2 separate regions of the Homo sapiens genome follow, and region 2 is linked to region 1. Evidence: chromatin contacts called from ENCODE Hi-C or POLR2A ChIA-PET data. All regions are on one chromosome and are shown on one strand. The core of a region is the stretch at or near the end of the contact, and the rest is flanking DNA. Distances in the headings are between cores, read along the strand shown.

What was found. A loop is a pair of places that touch in the nucleus more often than their neighbours do. ChIA-PET counts read pairs that join two places held with the same protein, here RNA polymerase II (POLR2A). Pooled maps may share reads with other maps.
Region 2: a map of OCI-LY7 shows a loop between it and region 1 (4-fold over the local background). The contact joins the promoter of LINC01063 here to the promoter of DLG1 in region 1. A Hi-C loop is called at or near these places in 1 of 168 maps with a recorded cell type or tissue (OCI-LY7), 4 of 37 single-sample maps with no recorded cell type and 11 of 50 pooled maps. POLR2A ChIA-PET finds 5 or more read pairs at or near these places in 1 of 52 experiments (T-cell).

What each region holds. Positions count from the first base shown.
Region 1 is chr3:197,295,230-197,301,667 of GRCh38, forward strand. It overlaps DLG1 (discs large MAGUK scaffold protein 1), which reads right to left and starts at 3,383. Exons shown (of 25, transcript NM_001366207.1): 1 at 3,307-3,383; 2 at 1,957-2,006; 3 at 1,117-1,248. The coding sequence starts at 1,975. It overlaps DLG1-AS1 (DLG1 antisense RNA 1), which reads left to right and starts at 3,018. Exons shown (of 3, transcript NR_038289.1): 1 at 3,018-3,381; 2 at 3,749-3,863. RefSeq lists silencers at 2,310-2,939, 3,430-3,559.
Region 2 is chr3:196,627,341-196,633,913 of GRCh38, forward strand. It overlaps LINC01063 (long intergenic non-protein coding RNA 1063), which reads right to left and starts at 5,247. Exons shown (of 2, transcript NR_132101.1): 1 at 5,048-5,247; 2 at 4,164-4,305. RefSeq lists an enhancer at 4,915-5,669 and a silencer at 5,059-5,138.

The DNA.
Region 1 (6,438 bases), core at 2,133-4,632:
AAAATTGTTCAGGTGCATCAAGTGGTCTTTACAAAAATCTTTCATTCTAAAACCGTAGAGAGCATCCATTTATCAATAATGTACCTGACAGGACACACTGACTTGAAAGTAGTCTTCAAATCACACCAACAATTATTCTATCAACAGATAGATGTAAGGCCATATCTGACTGGAAGTTACTGAAGAAATAAATGTAATATAATTAAGTATATGTCTTCTTATGTTAAAATGTTATATAGTTGATAACTAAAACAAAAAAAAAAAACTTCATTCTTAGAATTGGAAGAGACAAACTTTCTAGTTCGGTGGTTTGCAAACTTTTTGAGGTACCTGGACAAAAGAGCCAGACAAGTCACCTTGTTTTATACATAGGAGATTATACACAAAATATGAGATGATGCTTTTAAAAATGATTTATCTACTTAAAAAAGGCTTTAAACCCATTCTGTCATTTCAACAGCTACATTCTACAGCTAATATGGTGGCATAGAAAAGATTAAATGACTTGGGATATATCATTCAATTAGTGGCAAAAGAACTCAGGACTCTTATTTTTCCAGTTCTTTCAAACAATGCACCACTTCAAATTAAGTTACAATTAAGAATAAAACTTTCCATTTTCTTGCCTGTAAAATACGGTTACTAGACAAGATCATCTCTAAGATTATTTTCCAGGTCTAAAATTCTGACTCCATGAATGCCAAGCTCAAACAGAAATCTACATTAAGGGAATGAATGTTCTTCAACACAGCAGAACCCTTCACACGCTTTCAATGACTTCAGAGACATGCCAGTCAAATACAGAAACAAGCTCACAGTAACTCAGTCATACCTTTTAGGTCCTTAAACATCTGTGCAACATCTTTTAATAGTTAATGCTATTAAGATGTGAAACAATGTTCTCAAAAGCCACTGAAATAATCCTGAAAGTTTTTTGGTTACTAGTTATTTTAAGAAAGGACACTGGCCTATGAAAAACACACAACTCACTGAAGATGTTCAAGTTACCGAATGCCTCAGAGAATTAAGTACATCATTTTCTTAAGTTTAAAATAAATGAATTGAGAGGAGCATAAAGCCTAGCTGGCATAATAGTTACGAAGTTTTAATTCCCACCTATTAAAGCCTGAAAGAGGTTGCTCTGAAATATGTTAATAACCCGTTCTATGGAACTTCTGAGCTGTCTGTCTTCAGTTTGGCTTAGTTTTGAACGATATTCCTCCAAAAGGTGCAATGCTCTCTGGGTATCTGAGAAGAAAAAGCAGAGCCTGATTAAAACTCTCTATTTACAAAAAAAGTATCACATACTAGTGCAAATAATTCTGCATGACATCTAAATAGTTCCGCAAATCCTTCAGGTCAATTGATGTCACTATGTTCATGTACACATATTCCTTAGAATGACCAAAAAATAAAAAAAAAAATTAAAGAAATACAAGAAAAATTTAAACATATATCACATTAGAAAACGGAGGAGAGTGAGCAGTTTGGAATAAATGTGTACTGGTAGTTTGCCAAAGTAAAAGATCAAAGTATTAGCAACAGTTTCAGATTACCTGATAATGCAAAAGCAGATTATCTACAATTTGTCATCATAATCCAAATTTTTAACATTTCAAAATACAAATTCTTAGTATCCCACAGTTGCTTACAGAATAGTGCTTAGTAAGAATGATAGAGTGAAATACTAAAACACCAATTCAGGGTTATTAAGGACATCTGTTGGGGGGGGGCTAACTGCCTCTCTTAATCACTAGAGAAATGTTAAGAAAGTTTAACAAACATTTTCGTGTTTCCATCTTCTGAAATGATATGAGGCTTAGATTCCCTAAGCAATAAAGCTAGGACCGTGCTGTCTCATCAAAGTTACACAAACGATTCTAAAACGGCAATCAAAAAACTGACACACGGAAAAGCAAGTGACATCGACAACAGAGTTACGGAATAAACTCTCACCTTGCTTCCGGACCGGCATTTTTCTCCAGAATCAGGAAGAGGGCACACACCTTTAAAACACACAACGGAAAGGAAAAAGGATAGAATCATGTTAAACTAGCATTTTCCCCTATCGAAATAGAAAACCCTCGCAGCCTATTTGAAAACCCCACGTTCCAAAGTTTTACCAAGTCAAAGAAAGAGTCTCAAAACGCAGCAGTTGTCTGTCAACGTGGAAAGCTTTTCCTTGGAGTGGGTACCCCTCCAAATTAAGAACAGACAGAAGTCGGCTTCCAAACTCTCCTCGAAAGCGTCCCCTCCCCAAAGAGCCTAGACCTGAGGCCGCCTCTTCCCCCGCACAAGTATCCACACTCCCCACCTGCTACTGGGTACGGGCGGGTGAAGCGCTCCGACCCTTGGCCCCTGAGCCAGCAGCGGCCGCAGAGCGCTGAGAGGGGACCAGCGGGACTGGCCGCCCGCCCTGCTCGGGCCCCCTCCTCTCGCTTGCCTTTCTCCTTGCTCGCTGCCTCCGGGCTGCTCCAGCGGGGGCCGGACAGGGCAGCGGCCGCTCTCCGCGACGCCCTCGCGCCCCGCATGCACACCTCCGCGGGCCCCCACACCTGCGGCGCCGCCACAAAGTTCCGGTGAGCGGCGTGCGCTCGGAACTGGGGTGCGCCCCGGCCAGACTCGGAGCAGCTCCCCAGCCCGGCCCCGCTCCACGTACCCCCGCCCCGCCCGGGGCCCGCGGAGCCGAGCGGAGGGGGCGAAGGGACGGGGGAGGAGCTCCCCTGGGCCGCCGCACCCCCGCGGCCTCGTCCTCCTTCTCGGCCGCGCCGCCTCCTCGCTCGCCGCGGCCCCCCGGCCCGCTCGCCCAGTTGCTGCCGCACGCCCCACCCCCGGAACCTCGCCTCCTTCCGCGCCCCCAACCGCTCTCCCCCGAAACTTTCCGCCAAGATGGCGGCCCCCGAGCTGGCCTGCCGCGCTCCCACGTGACCGCTTTCCCGGCGCTCTCAGCCAATGGGAAGTGAGGAGGCGGCTCGCGCCGAGCCCCGGGCTCCCCGCGCTGCTACCTTCGGGTTGGAAGGGGGAGGCGGGTCGGGGGAGGGCAGGGGAACGGAAGGGGTACCCGGGGAGCATCCTAAGGGAACCTCTTCGCTTAAAAGGGCGGCCGCTGAAGTGGCTCTGAGAACAAAGGAGTTAACACTCGGACTCCACAGGTGGCCCGGGGTGGCCCTGGAGGAGCCCGCCTTTACCTTGCCCTAGCCCACCGGCGCGTCCCGCAGTTCCGAACTAAACGCGCCAGGCCGGGAAGGCTCGGGCTGTCTGAAGAGAGGCGTGACCTCGCCTACACCAGATCCAAGGCGCACATACCGAGACACCCCTCAACCTCACTCAGCAGTGCCGTTTCCAACTCCGCGGCAGAGACAGCGCCTGGCGACCCCGGGGGTAGATCCCCACCGGGGAAAAGCCGCCTTAAGGAGGAGCCAACTGCACCTCCCAGGGGGCGGGGAGGGCGGGGCCTGGGAGAGGGAGAGGGAGGAGTTCGGGGAGGGGTGCCAACTCTGCATTGCCTTCCACTCCAGGCTGATTGTTAAGTTACTCTTCGTCCCTTAGTAATAGGCTTGGGGGGAGGGGTTTCATTACAGAAGGACATATGAAATAGAGACACTGGTTAACTTGGCAAGAGTTTGAGGGTTATAGTACAAGATTTTTAAGCCTAACTGATTAATTCCGAGTATGGTATACTTAAGGGTGGGCAGAGAAGGTTTGTTCATTCATTCGCTCATTCATTCATTCATTCATTTCCCTCAAGCCTGCGTCCCCGCCCGGTCAGCATCGCAGGTGTTACCCAAACTCTGACGGTCCCTTTAAGAACTCACCCGGAGTCGCGCCCTCCGAAGCTGAGCCGCCCTCGGCCAGCGCTGCAGGTTTGTTTCGTGCGCACCTCCGGGCGGAATTACCGGCCGGCTGGGACCCCGCTCCCGGTCTGAGCCACCCAGGTTATAGAAGGGGAATCTCGGGAAGCTTTCCAAGTCACTGCCCACGTCTTCGAACTTCCTCGGGGTGACGAGGACCTCCCTATTAGGAGGTCCAGAGAGAATTTGCCCAAAGTTACCCCGAGTGAGTGACAGAACTGGAAACCCGGAGATCCTGTCTTTCAAAACCGGAAGGCTCTTCCCAGTAAACCTGACGGCCTCTGACTGAGGCCGTATCCATTGGCTACCAAAGGGAAGGCCGAGGAACCTCGTATTGTAACCTTAACAGCTACTCAGAGGTATACTGACCACTGGTTTTACTTTTGGATTGCACCTTAGAATCCTAACTTACTGTAAGGACCCACCGACTTTAGAACCTATCTAGGACAAGGAACCGAGGTCCGGAAAAAGGGAAGCAACTTGTCCAAGGACATAGACGCTAATCAGTAACAGAGCAGCCGAGAACTCAGGTCTCCTAGCTCTAGTCCAGGGCTCTTTCTCTTGTGATTTTGGACAACTTGACAGAGAGGTATGTTGGTATGTTGGCAGCAGACCTCTGTGCTTTCCCGGATCAAGCATCCTGGGATCTTGAACAACAGTTAAAGCAACATTGCATAGAGAAAATGGGATAGAAGGGTCAAACGGTGCTGAAGGCAGAGGTGTCCTAACAGCCGGGAACTTAACAGAGGGACGGAATTTATTTAGTAGTGAAAGTGGCTCATGACAGGCATCATACTCTCAAGACTTCGCTGATGGACTGTGAATGGGATGGTTGCAGTAAGAAACCATTCTAACAATGGAATCTCTTCAGAATTCAGAAGAAACAGGGAGGGAAATTTGCCCTCTCCCTTGATAACATTTATTGTTCATATATGTTCACTTGCTAGGAAACGGGGATAGAAATAAATAAGATCCGAGTCCTGCTCTCAAGGATACACAGCCTTGTAGCAAGTACACAAAGGCCAATGCACCTTTTCCCAGGGGACACTGAGGAGTCAAAAACAAAATTTGTGTGAGTTCTCAATGTCATCCTAGCCTTCCCCTAAAAGCAAAAAGGAGGAAGGGGAGGAAAGAGGACGTGTCCTTTTTTCTTGTCATTCTGTGTGACAGCCCTATTTGGTTGTCAGCGGTGTACAAAAGCAGCAGTGAACCCAGCACTTGTTCTACCCTTAGCCTAAGGTGCCGGCAGCAAGTGCCTAGCAAATGAACATATATGAACAATGAATAAAGGCTCTTTACTCTTCATTCCTCCTTTCTACCCATCTTTATTAGTTACTTATTGCTGGATAAAAAAAAAGTTCCTCAAAGCTTAAGGGTTTAAAACTTATTAGCTTAGTAAGTTAAACAGCGATAAATATTATCTCAGTTTCTGTGTGTCAGGAATTCAGGAGCGGCATAGTTGGGTGGTTTTGGCTCAGGGCATTATGATGTTGCAGTCAAGAAGCCTGCCAGGGCTGCAGTCATCTGAAGGCTTCAGGGGGACTACGGGAGGCTCTTTCAGCATGGATCATTCACATAGCTAGTAAGTTGATGCTGGCTATTGGGCGGAGGCTTCAATTTCTCACCATGAAGACCTTTCTATAGGGCTGCTTGAGTGTCTTCATGACGTAGCGGCTGACGTCCAACAGAGCAAGTGATTCAAGATGGCGAGACAGAAGAAGCCACAATGCCTTTCATCACTTAGTCTCAAAAGTGACACTCTGTCATAGTCTGTTTGGGCTGCTATAACAAAATACCTTAGACTGGGTGATTTATAAACAACAGGAATGTATTACAGCTCTAGAGACTAAGTAGTCCAAGATCAAAACACCATCAGATGTGATCTAACAGTCATGAGAATAAAAATTAAAAAAAAAAAAATGGCCAGGCGCGGTGGCTCATGCCTGTAATATCCAGCACTTTGGGAGGCCAAGGCAGGTGGATCACGAGGTCAGGAGTTCAAGACCAGCCTGGCCAAGATTGTGAAACCCCGTCTCTACTAAAAATATAAAAATTAGCCAGGCATGGTAGCAGGCACCTGTAATCAACTATTCAGGAGGCTGAGACAGAGAATTGCTTGAATCCGGGAGGCGGAGGTTGCAGTGAGCCGAGATCGCGCCACTGCACTCCAGCCTGGGCGACAGAGCAAGACTCTGTCTTAAAAAAAAAAAAAAAAAAAAAAAAAAAAAAAAAAAAAAAAACACCAAGAGATTCAGTGTCTGGTAATAGCCCCATTCCTCATGAATGGAGCCTTCTTGCTACATCTTCCCATGGTGCAAGGGACTAACAAGCTCTATCTGGCATCTTTTATAAAGGCTCTAATCCCATTTAGAAGAGCTCCACTTTCAAGACCTAATCACCTCCCAAAAGCCTCATCTCTTAATATGATCACTTTGAAGGTGAAGATTTCAACGTATTAATTTAAGAAGGACACAAACATTCAGACCATAGCATACTCCATAATATCCGATCAGTTACTTAGATCAGCCTCAAGGATATGAATACCAGAAAGTAAGACTCACTGGAGGCCATCTTCTTGGAGCTGGCT
Region 2 (6,573 bases), core at 3,997-6,496, 670 kb before region 1:
GAAAAAACTTATTTTACCTTTCCAAATCCCAGTACCTCTTTTCTTCCCCTGTCTCTCCTCCTTTTCTCCTCACCTTTCTCAACTTGGAGGGGTTTAGTTTGCATTTTTTTTCCTACATGGAGAATGAGTCAGGGTTTTTTTGTTTGTTTGTTTTGTTTTGTTTTTGTTTATTTTTTATTTTTATTTTTTGACGGAGTCTTGCTCTGTCGTCAGACTGGAGTGCAGTGCACGATCTCGGCTCTCTGCAACCTCTGCCTCCTGGGTTCAAACAATTCTCTTGCCTCAGCCTCGCAAGTAGCTGGGATTACAGGCACGGGCCACCATGCCCAACTAATTTTTGTATTTTTAGTAGGGACAGGGTTTCACCATGTTGACCAGGATGGTCTCGATCTATTGACCTCGTGATCCGCCCGCCTCGGCCTCCCAAAGTGCTGGCATTACAGGCGTGAGCCACTGCGCCCGGCCCATGAGTCAGAGTTTTTAACTGCAAACAACAGAAACTGATTCTGATTCACTTGAGCAGGAAAGGAATTTATTGGAAGGATAGTGGGTAAATGTCAGTGCGAAGGCTGGAGACGCAGGTGAGCAAATGGCAGCAGCAGGGGAGGTGGGCAGCTGCACCCACAGCCATGGTCATGCCAGGGGGCGGCCTGGTTGGAAGGCTGTGTCACTGTGACTGCCTGGGACATCAGAGGCTGCGGCTGCCACCCCTGGAGCGAGGCAGCTTCCTCACATACTTGCTCCATGCCCAGGTTTCTTAGCACACATTCCGATGGTTGAGCCCAGATCATGCAACCAAATCCTAATTTCCAAGGGATAGGCCTCTGTTTCCAAACAACGCCACGCAAGAAAAGGCTCCTCTTAGCCGTGAAGAGGTTCAGACGCTGAGCACCCGTCAAACACAACCCCTGCAAATACTGACTATTATAGATTCCAGCTCTGGGGACATCGTCCTTTTATCCTCAAACAGAAGAAGAGTCATTTCTGCTCTCAAAGGGATGAGTGCACCTTTCTTCTTAACAAGGAATACCAACTTCCTGCAGTTTCCTGATATTTAACATTATCTAGTTACTTTATATAAATTATATAATTTTAAAATATTTATATTATTCTTAATATAATTATATTTAATACATTATACTAATATGTTATATAATTTATTAATATAGTAGAATATATTTTATATATTAATGATCTCCCTAGTAATCATCTCCAACATAAGATTAAGGATAATTGTGGCAATTTTAAAATTTTGTTTTGTTTTTGAGACAGGGTCTCGCTTTGTCACCCAGGCTTGAGTGCAGTGGCGCAATCTTGGCTCACTGCAGCCTCGACTTTCTGGGTGCAAATGATCCTTTCGCCTTAGCCTCCCGAGTAGCTGGGACAACAGGCGCGTGCCACCATGCCTGGCTAATTCTTTTGCATTTTGTATTTTTGTAGATATGGGGTTTCACCATGTTGCCTAGGCTGGTTTCAATCTCTTGAGCTCAAGGGATCCACCTACCTCAGCCTCCCAAAGTACTGGGATTACAGGCATGGGCCACCGTGCCTGGCCCAGATGATTCTATATTTTATTTTATTTTTTATTTTATTTTATTATTGTATTTTTTTGAGACAGAGTCTCGCTCTGTTGCCAGGCTGGAGTGCAGTGGTGCGATCTCAGCTCACTGCAACCTACGCCTCCTGGGTTCACATCATTCTCCTGCTTCAGCCTCCTGAGTAGCTGGGACTACAGGTGCCCACGACCACGCCTGGCTAAACTTTTTTTGTATTTTTAGTAGAGACGGGGTTTCACCATGTTGGCCAGAATGGTTTTGATCTCTTGACCTTGTGATTCACCCGCCTCGGCCTCCCAAAGTGCTGGGATTACAGGTGTGAGCCACCATGCCTGGCCGATAATTGTATTTTAAATAAGAAACCTAAAGCTTCAAAATCCTCAAAATATAATACTTAAAAACATTTATACAGATATTAAAGGAATAGTTCAATAGCAGTGAAATATTTTTAATTTGAGAAGCCAAATACATATTCATGAATCACTCTAGAGATACAAAGAGAAACTGCACAATTTCAAAACAGTATGGTCAAAATATGATGTCATTCTGTTTAACTAGCTTTAAGATGTTGCTAGGTGCTCCAATGTTCTAATTTAGACTATAATAGGAAAACACATGTTTTACATAAATGTATTTTCCAAATAACTAGAGAGTATCAGTTTAAGCACTAATCTTTTTTATTCTGATTTTCAAAAAATGTTAAACAAATCCCACTTCACGGGGATTACAGATGTGAGCCGCCACACTTCCCTTTCTTGTATACTGAGTCTATGTTAACCTATTCTTTTTTTCTGGCGTGATCTCGGCTCATTTGCAACCTCCACCTCCCAGGTTCAAGTGATTCTCCTGTCTCAGCCTCCTGAGTAGCTGGGATTACAAGCATGCACCACCACACCCAACTAATTTTGTATTTTTAGTAGAAACAGGGTTTCACCATGTTGGTCAGGCTGGTCTCGAACTCCTGACCTCAGGTGATCTGCCTGCCTCGGCCTCCCAAAGTGCTGGGATTACAGGCGTGAGCCACAGTGCCCAGTGGTTTATTTTTATAGAACAGCTTTATTGAGCTATAACTCATCTACCATATAATTTACGCATTTAATGTGTACAAGGCAATTGCTTTTAGCATGTTCACATACTCATGAAACCATCACCACAATTTTAGAACATTTTCATAACCTCAAAAGGAAACCCCATACCCATTACCAGTCACTCCCATTTTCCCCCAAACCCCCAGACCTAGGTAACCACTAATCTTTCTCTCTCTACAGATTTGCCTTCTCTGAACAATTCATGTAAATGAAATCATGTAACATGTGATCATTTGTGACTGACTTTTTTCACTTAGCATAATGTTTTCAAAGTTTGTCCCTGTTGTAGCATGTATCAGTACTTTATTCTCTTCTATGGCTGAGAAATGTTCCACTGCATAGCTGGGCGCAGTGGCTCAAGCCAGTATTCCCAGCACTTTGGGAGGCTGAGGCGGGTGGATCGCTTGAGCTCAGAAGTTCAAGACCAGCCTGGGCAGAAACCCCATCTCTACCAAAAATACAAAAAATTAGTCGGGTGTGGTGGCAGGCACCTGTGGTCCCAGCTACTGGGGAGGCTGAGGTGGGAGGATCGCTTGAGCCCAGGAGGAGGTTGCAGTGAGCTGAGATAGCATCACTGAACTCCAGCCTGGGTGACAGAAAGAGATCCCATCAAAAAAAAAAAAAAGAAGAAAGAAGAAAGAAAGAAAGAAGGAAAGAAAAAGAAAGAAAGAAAGAGAAAGAAAAGAAAGAAAGAAAGAGAAAAAGAAATTCCACTGCATGGATATACTGTATCCACTCGTCAGTTAGTTGATGGACATTTGGGTTTTTTCCACTTCTTGGTAATCATGAATGATGCTGTTCTGAACATTCATGTTCGGGTGTTAGTATAGCATGGCTTCAGGTGTTAGTATAGCATGTCTTCAGGTGTTTGTATAGCATGTCTTCATTTCTTTTAGGTCCCTAGGAATGGAATTTGTGAGCCACCTGATAACTCCATGCTTTTACCTTTTGAGGAGCTGCCAGACTCCTTTCCAAAGTTTCTGCACCATCTTACATTCCCACCAGCAGTGTATGAGGGTCGCAGTTTCTCCACATACTTGTTTTATTTGACCTTTTGATGCTAGGCATCCTAGTGCATATAAAGTGATATGTCATTGTAGTTTTTGTTTTTGGGGTTTTTTTAGACAGGGTTTCACTCCCGTCACCCAGGCTGGAGTGCAATGGCACAATCTCGGCTCACTGCAACCTCTGCCTCCTGGGTTCAAGTGAGTCTCCTGCCTCAGCCTCCTGAGTAGCTGGGATTACAGGCACAGGCCACTGTGCCCGGCTAATTTTTGTATTTTTTTGTAGAGACGGGGTTTCACCATGTTGGTCAGGCTGGGTTTGAACTCCTGGGCTCAAGCGATCCACCTGCCTCAGCCTCCCAAAGCGCTGGGATTACAGGTGTGAGCCACAGCGCCTGGCCTCTCATTGCAGTTTTGATTTGCATTTCCCTGATGACAAATGATATCAAGCATCTTTTCACATGATTACTGGCCATTTGTATACCTTCTGTGGAAATGTGGTAACACCCTTTGCTGATTTTAAAATAGGGTTATTTGTTTATTATTGAGTTGAAATAATTCCTTCTTTTGAGTGTCAGTGACTGAGGTTCGCTGTGACACAGAGGGGTTCTCCTGGAGAGCTATGGCACATGCTCCATATTAAAAGGCAACATGATGCTGTCAGGAAGAACACAAAAGCAATTATAAAAACGTGTTAGTACATATTTATGCATCTTTTTTCTTACTCTCTCTTTGCTATCTATTCTCACAGCTCTAAATATGAATTATTTCTCTAGGTAGAGGCCAAGCATGAGTCAGCTTCTCCCAAGAATCAGTTGCCTGGGCTTCGAGACAGTTTTCTGCCGTATTTTGGGTAATTGTAGTTGCCAGGAGTCTGACTTCTGAGGGTGTCAGGTGCCATTTGCCGTTAAGTGGAGATAGTAGGTTGAACAGGGTGGGACTAATTGGGGCCAGTTTTGAGGAGGTGAATCTTTAGTGAAATCGCCAAGAACACAGTGGTGAGGACCTGGCAGAGAGGAGGAGATTCCAAGGCTGGGGGAATTGGGTAGTGGCGTCTGGGCACTGGGTCCTGTAGAAGGGAATTGGCGAGATGAATGAGCAGGGCTTCACAGGTGTGACTGATCTTGGTAAAGACGGTGAGAAGCCGTGACCAGGCAGGGTGTGCATGGGAGCAGTGAAAGGTCTAAAATTCAGCCTTTGAGCTCAGTGCTAGGTTCATGCTAGTAATTGGTTCCGATAGGTTAAGCTTCCTCTGGTTTGCCGGTGTGAGAAGAAAGAAAAACCTACTCCTCCCTGTTTCCGCCTCACCAGCTTCCCTTCTCTGCCAGCCCCACCCTGCCCCCGGCCCGTGTGGCTAAACTGCCCAACTGCCGATTAAAACCCGCACCTCCCAACATACCTCGCACCACCCAGAGGCCCCGGTCCCCGCCATTCATTCCGCTCCCGGCCGGGAGTCGCTCTAGCCAATCACCTTCCAGGCTCAGGGCGGCCGAGGCAGGGCCTCTGCCTCTTCGGGGGGCCTCTCCCTCCCCCTGCCCCTGATTGTGGCTGAACTGCCACCGCTTGATAGCAAACCACACTCGGCACAGGAAGGAGAACAGCGCCCGCGGCCCCGGGCCTCCATGAAATCAGCAAGGGCGCGCTCCTCCCACCGCCGCGCTGCTGAGCCTCCCGCCTTTCCTTCCGGTCGCTCGCGCCTCGAGAGGCGCCGCAGGGAGCCCTCTGCCGGTCCCGCCCTTCGCTGTTAGCGCTTAGGATCTGGTGCCTTTTCACGTGGGGGCGGGTGGGCGGGAGGCGAGTCTGGGGTCTTCGGGCCGGGCCTCCGCTCTCTGGCAGTTTGCACCTTGCTCCACTCACTGGCCTGCGGTCTGTGTTCACTCCTCCTCCTCTCCCACGTCTCAGGAACCTGCAGCTGGCCCCCGAGCCCGCGCCCTCCCGGTTCTAGGAATTCACCACTTTCTTGCCTTTGTTTGGGTATCTTTTGTTTGGAGCCAGAGCCGGCTCCAAGGAGGAGCTGCCGGAGGGTGCTAGGCTTTTTGCAGAGGAAGTGAGGAGCAGAGTGATAGGGCGTGAAGTCAGAGGGAGCAGAGAAGGGGCCGAATCCAGCGGGGCCCGGATCATGCAGGGCCCGGAGCCTGTGGTGAGGACTCCGGGATTTATATTCACCAATTATGAGAAAGGACTTCTCGGCCGGGCGCGGTGGCTCACACCTGTAATCCCAGCACTTTGGGAGGCTGAGGCCGGCGGATCGCCTAAGGTCAGGAGTTCGGGACCACCCTGGACAACATGGTGAAACTTTGTCTCTACTAAAAATACAAAAATTAGCCAGGCGTGGTGGTACATGCCTGCAATCCCAGATACTTGGGAGGCTGAGGCAGGAGAATCGCTTGAACCCAGGAGGCGGAGGTTGCCGTGAGCCGAGATCGTGCCACTGTACTCCAGCCTGGGCAACAAGAGCGAAACTCCGTCAAAAAAAAAAAGAAGAAGAAGAAGAAGAAGAAAAGAAAAAAGCAAAGAAAGAAAAGAAAGAGGACTTATCAATGACCACAAATGACTAAGTCCTCAACCTCTCCAACAGCTCTAGAGCAAATGACACTTTAGCCTGTGCTGAGCCCCTACAAGGTGCTAGACCAAGTATTCTTGGGGATATATACAAATGTGAACAAGCCAGAGACCCTGCCTGGCAGGACTCACTGTCCAGGGGGAAGGCAAAACTGCAAAGATGAGCTGGGACGCCCCATGGGAAACGCTGGACAGAGTCAGCCACAAAGCCATCCCCTTGCAGCCTCCTCCTTGGCATGGCCTTATTTTCCTTGTTGGATCCCTAGTGTCCTACCCCATGCCAGGTCCCACCCCAGGAGGGTCCAGTTCACACTTCCAGAAAGTTTGGGCTGCACTGTCCCAGCGGCTGTGCCCTTCGTGCTC